2 separate regions of the Homo sapiens genome follow, and region 1 is linked to region 2. Evidence: chromatin loops called from intact Hi-C (ENCODE). Cell type or tissue: CD4-positive, alpha-beta T cell. All regions are shown on one strand. Links, peaks and the distances in the headings refer to the core of each region. The heading gives the core; the rest is flanking DNA.

The links. Hi-C counts contacts between places; a loop is a spot of excess contacts. Peaks named below come from ENCODE experiments on the same cell type or tissue, not always from the same donor. Only the 100,000 strongest peaks of a DNase experiment are listed, where the experiment ranks them.
Region 1: a loop joins it to region 2, with 5 times the contacts of the local background. A loop is called at or near these places in 7 of 110 quality-filtered maps.

Annotation. Positions count from the first base shown.
Region 1 is chr6:161,392,322-161,395,249 of GRCh38, forward strand. The region is part of intron 9 of PRKN (parkin RBR E3 ubiquitin protein ligase); the gene reads right to left. Among named protein-coding and RNA genes, the nearest start is that of AGPAT4, 120 kb to the left of the region's middle. In CD4-positive, alpha-beta T cell, for the core only: a CTCF peak has its summit at 1,675 (motif pointing right); a DNase peak (open chromatin) is centred at 1,750.
Region 2 is chr6:162,732,532-162,735,459 of GRCh38, forward strand. The region is part of intron 1 of PACRG (parkin coregulated); the gene reads left to right. Among named protein-coding and RNA genes, the nearest start is that of PACRG, 6.0 kb to the left of the region's middle. In CD4-positive, alpha-beta T cell, for the core only: no CTCF peak of the experiment used is centred there; a DNase peak (open chromatin) is centred at 1,160.

The DNA.
Region 1 (2,928 bases), core at 126-2,625, 1.3 Mb before region 2:
TGCAGTGAGCCAAGATTGTGCCATTGCACTCCAGCCTGGGTGACAGGGTGAGACTCTGTCTCCAAAAAAAAAGAAAAAGAAAAAATTTAACAAGGTCACTTTATTCCCAATCTTTTGCAAAAGAACTGATGTAATGAAAACTATTTAAACTTTCCCTGTTATTTGCAAAATTATAGTTCAAACCTCTCTCTCTCTCTCTCTCTCTCTCTCGCTATATATATATACATATATAAATTCCAGGTAGCCATATGGCAAATTCCTCTCAGAATTCAACACCAGGAGAAAGTTCACCACTTCCAACAGTGTGGTGGTTTCCTTTCATTTGACAATAAACATGGTCACCTAATACATTCTCCTTGGTATGTTTTCAAGCTTGAGAGCTTGGTGCCACACTTTTAACTTAATTCTAGTCATCAGCTTATCCTAAATGCCTAAAAGGAGGTATAGAATAAAAAAAAAAAGATTTAATAGAGGCTAAATTCAATAAGCCAATTTTTTTCTATTGCATAATAGCTAAACTATTCTTAACATTGAAGTCATATTTTTGTCTTGCAACTAATATGTGTTGAGTATTTACTTTTAGGATGAGTAAAATCTTGGCCCTAGGCAACATATAAAAGAATAGCACATTTTAATCTGTGAAATCGTGTACTAGATCTTTACATGTTTAAATACCAGATGTAGATTAGTGTTTAGAAGTGAACCCTTTGAGGTAGAGAGACCCGGAGTCTGAGGCCTCTTGGATCATTTATTATCTGTGTGATCCCAACATCTCTTTGCTTGAGCTTTTTTGCATCTACAAAGAAGAAATAATAAGATAAAGAATATTTAACACAGTTTCTGGTACACAGTAAACACAACAACACAACAAATAGTTTTCTCCATGGGGCTATGATGTTTAACAAGTGGTAAGAGTCTGTAGAAAAATAAGAGGGTAGTAAGCGCCTTGTTAATTAAAGCAGTTCCCAGTATACTGATAATAATGACTGTTATGTGAATCTCGGGTAAAACTGACACCTCCCCAGAAATGCCACACTTGTAAACTACTCATAAGACATAAGACTGCTGTCTAGAAAGGGATGAGGCCTCTCTTTGCTGGTATACATGCTGAGGTAAGTCACTGTCAGCCCCCTTAGACGCTCTGTACTACCAGAGAGCTATGTGAATGGCCCATCATGCCTCTCATTCAATATCATGTCAGTGCAGTAGTCATTTGATTGATGTTTGAGTTTGCTTTCCCATATTTCCATAATGAACACATTCAAAAGGGGCTGTATGTGTACTTTCTCTGTGGAAGCATGAAAAGGAAGCAAATGAACAGCTTCTAATGCAATCGGAATATTCCAGTGGCTGCTGATCAATCAGGTTGAGAGCCAGTAGGTACCTACAAGCAATGACCCTTAAAATAAGGCTTGATGATGATCTCTCTATGGAAGCCAAGATTTCTTTGTGCCTGTTTTCTATCATGGCTGCATCTATTATAAAAGCATTCTATTATGTGCATTTATTTTTCTTCCACGGCTCTGAAATTCTGTGTTAAAAGAATAGGAGAGAATCAAATACCATCTTAGGACCCCTTACTAGAGTCAAGGCAAACATCAAAGGCATGAAGCACACATTTGTACTTCTTTGGGAATAGATGAAATATTTTTCTTTTTGGTGTGTAGCTTTCCAGAAGATGGCAGCAGAGATACGTAAGTCCAGCCTCTGTAAAGGGAATCTATCAAGAGAGGAAGTCTCCCTATGAGTCACCAGCCGCTGATATATGCAAAACTCGTTCTGACAAGACAGTGCCACAGAACGGAGATGGTGTTAGATTATAATGCATTAAAACACAATTTTGAAAAGAAGAAAGTAAGGTTATTTCCTTTCAAGTACACAACATCTTAAAATCACAGACTCTCATGGTGTGAGGCAATCTTAAACTGTGCTAAGCTCCAAATGCAAACAGACGAAGACAGTGTTCTATGTGTGGTCTCCAAAGGGCTAAAAAGAAAGAATTTTCAGGAGGCTGGATACAGCTCTGTAGAGTACCCACGTTCCTTTGTCTTTCACAAATTCTGTACTAATCCCCAGGGATATTAAACAATGCCAATTAGTTTCCCACAAAATATTGTGACCTCCAACACCCTGCAGCCCTAGGCTTATTTTTGTTTTAGGTTTGCTCTTTGAACAGGTCCTTACTTTCTTTGGTTTAATTTCCATTCTTGCAAGCTCTGAAAAGATCCCCGAAAATCCCCTTTTCTTACACCAACATCTATCATCATGCGCGTGCACGTAACCATCCCATCTTTCAGTTGTGCAGTCTGCACTGACCCACTCACTATGAGTACCGTCTAGTAGGAAACTTTAGTACCACCTGTCTCAGAACTAGGGCCCCTCAGAGAAGATGAGTTCATGCAATGAGGAGAAAAGACCCACTGAGCTTACTTTCAACAGGCTGACCTCAGCACCTCACATTAAAAGATCCATGATAAGGTGGTCCTCCTGACAATGGTTCTGCTGGGAATTAACTATCCAGTCTATAATTACGGACAAAGACATTTACATTTACTTCCTACTCCAAAATAGTTTTGATTTTTACCATAACTTAAAGGGAAAATAAACTTAAAAATGTGTATTGGCCATTTATTTTTTTCTTTTCTTTAAGAGCGTTACTGAAATATCATTTGCAGAGTCATGGATTTTTAAAAAGTAGGTATTCTTTGAATGCAAAATATGTGCAGGTAGCACAGATTCAAAAGGTACATTGTGAAAAATGTCTCCTTTCCTCCTTGGTCAGCTACATAGCTTCCCAGAGACAATCACTGTCACCTGTTTGTATAGGTATTGTTCCAGAAATATGTTCTGCACTCAATCATCAATTTATGCTATTTTTAAACAAAAATACCCTATAAAACATTGTATAATGTGCTGTACTCTGCTTGT
Region 2 (2,928 bases), core at 108-2,607:
GGGATAATTAGAAGTGTCTAGCTCCAGTGCTAAATGTGCTACATTATTAGTGAAGAAAAGGAGAGAGACAAGTAAAATAATTACAATACAAATAAACAGATGTCTCTGGCAGAGAAGTACTAATGATGAAGGGACCAAGTGGCGATGAACTAATGGGTGCCCTCATCACCTTTTGTCTAGGCTTGTACAATATCATCCACCTATCAATTGGTTGACTCCCTCAATCAATTATCAGTACAATTACACTAATCTTTCTGGTACAATGTTCTGCTCCTATCACTATTCAGAGCTTTTGGAGCTTCCCAATTCTTATAGAAAAAAAGTCAAGATACTTCCCCAGGGCCAGCAAGGTCTTGTGTGATCTAATCCCATTCTGTGTTCTAAAATTTCATCTCCCACTGTTCTCATTTGCTTCAGTCAATCTGAACCAAGGAAATAAACTCATATTCTTTATTTTTGTGTTTCTGTTTATGTTGTTCCCTTTGCTCGAACACCCTTCTCCCTACATATCTGCATATACAAATTCATTCTATCATCAGGTAACACATATCTATTGATCACAGACTATGTGCAAAGCACTGTTTTAAATGCTAGGAATTTAGCAGTCAGCAAAAGACAGAACACATGCTGTCAAGAAGCTTATATTTTTGTGGCCAGCAAAATGCCAACTGCTTTAAGAAGACTTCTTTAATTCTCCCTTCCTGTCACCCACATAGAAAGTTATCCTTTATTCATTGTGTTCTACTTTGTATTATGGTCATTTCTGCTCATGTTTTATCTCCTTATGTAAATTCTCCGTGAGGGCAGTATCCACATCTAAGTCACTTTTTAATCTTAACCAGAACCTAACAGTGTATTCAATAAATATTTGATGAATGAAGGAAAGCAATTCTACCCTTTCTTCTTATCTCATATTCTCCTACTTTCTTATTATAATTGTTATTTGTCTCTATTTTGAATTTTTTTAAGCCATCCTCTCTAATTGTGGAGCCCAGAAGCTCCCTTTAAAACTTGAGAAGGCCGAATCATGGCATTCGTCACCTCAACCCCTCAGGTGGCTCCCTGCCTCACTCAGAGTAAAAGCTAAGCTTCCTCTATTGGGAAGGCCCTGTGTGATCTGCCCACCCTTGCTGCTTTATGCAACTCTGCTGGCCCTGCCTCCGGAACTCAGTTAGTGCCACGCCTTTGCCCTTCCTGTTTCCTCTGCCTGAAATGCATTTTACCCTGTGTGTCCTCATCTCTTGATGCTTCAAATTTCTGTTTAAAAATTAGCTATTTAGTGAGCCTCTTCCTGACCACTCTATTTTAAACTTCAGACCCTTAACAATCCCTTCCATCCCTGCTCCAGCACTCCCATCTCCCTTCCCTGTTTTATATTTTTCCCTCTAATATTAATTTAGTTGAGCCTGTGTTTTTCTTCTACCAGAGAGTAAGCCCCAGAAGGGCAGGAATTTGTTTATTTCACCCATTGCTGCATCCTCACCTCAAGAAAAATTTATGGCACATAGTAGCTGCCATTTATCTTATTTTGATCAGTTGAATTAATGAAAGACTATATTTTATACTATAATTAGACAATCATCTTCAAATCAGTGGCTCCAAAGAAAATGCCAATGATGTTATATAGATATTAAATCTAGAAATGAGAATAATTTGCAGCTGTTTTATGCAGTATCATAAAAGTTACACATGTTCATTGAAAAAAGTTAAAGTGGTTTGGCTTAGAAAAGCTTTTTCCTGTCTAAGATGATGAGAAAAAATTCAGTCTTTTTTTCCTGGATTCTGTTTTACTTTTAATTTTTTATTTTGAAAGTTTGCTTCACCTTAAGTCATTTTGATTTTGGAAGGTATAAATTTTGACTTATTTTCCCTAAATGGCCAGAGAATTGTTACATTACCCTTTATATACTTAAATTAAATTATATCAAACATCTTCCTATCAAATTTAGGAATTCCTATCCAATTTAAATAATATATCAGTGCTGTTTTTATTATTTCAAGTAACTTTATTAATAATTGATTACTTAATGTCATATATTTATTCTTTCATATATAATAGGGCTAGTGATCTTCATTCCATTTGGCTTTTCCAACCAATCTTATGAAAAGGCAGAGTAGACTGTGTTTTTCCACTTAATGTATAAATCTCAAACAATTTACTATTTTGTGGTTGTTTAGAGATACTTATTAAAGGATAGAGCAAGGACTGGAACCTAGATTTCTAGGTTTTTCTTACAACAGTTCTCTCACATATTGTAAGTGAATCACTTGGTGAATATCAAACCAAACACACTGATACAACCAACACCCAAATCCAGAAACATTGTCAACACCACAGAACCCCATCTGTCTCTTTGTAGTCACTACCCAACATTCCCACATGCTAACCTTCTTCTGACTTTGGCCAACAGACTAGTTTCACCTGTTTTTGTACTTCTATACATGGAATCATAAAGTATGTAATTGTTTTGTGTCCAGTTTCTTTCATCAACATTCTGTTTGTGAGATTCACCCACATTATTGCATACAACTATAGTTGTAAGTAAATCCTTCATGTTTATCCCTGTCTAGTATTTTCTTGGATATACCATAATTTATTTATCCATCGCTTCCTCGATGGGTATTTGTGTGACCTCCAATTTAGAACTGTTACAAATAGCACTGCTAGGAAAATTTTTACACTTTTTTTGGAGAAAGTATCTACGCATGACCAAGGACATATTTCTGGGAGTGGAATTGCTGGACCCTAAGTCATGCTTGTTTGGCTTTAGTAACTAAACTAAAGCTGTTTTCCCAACTGATTTTTCAAATTTAAACTCTTTCCAGTGCTATATGAGAGTGCTGTTTGTGCTACAGTCTCACCAATAATTAATATTTTCTTTATTTTGCATTTTAAGTATTCCAGTAGGTATGTAATGTTATATCCTT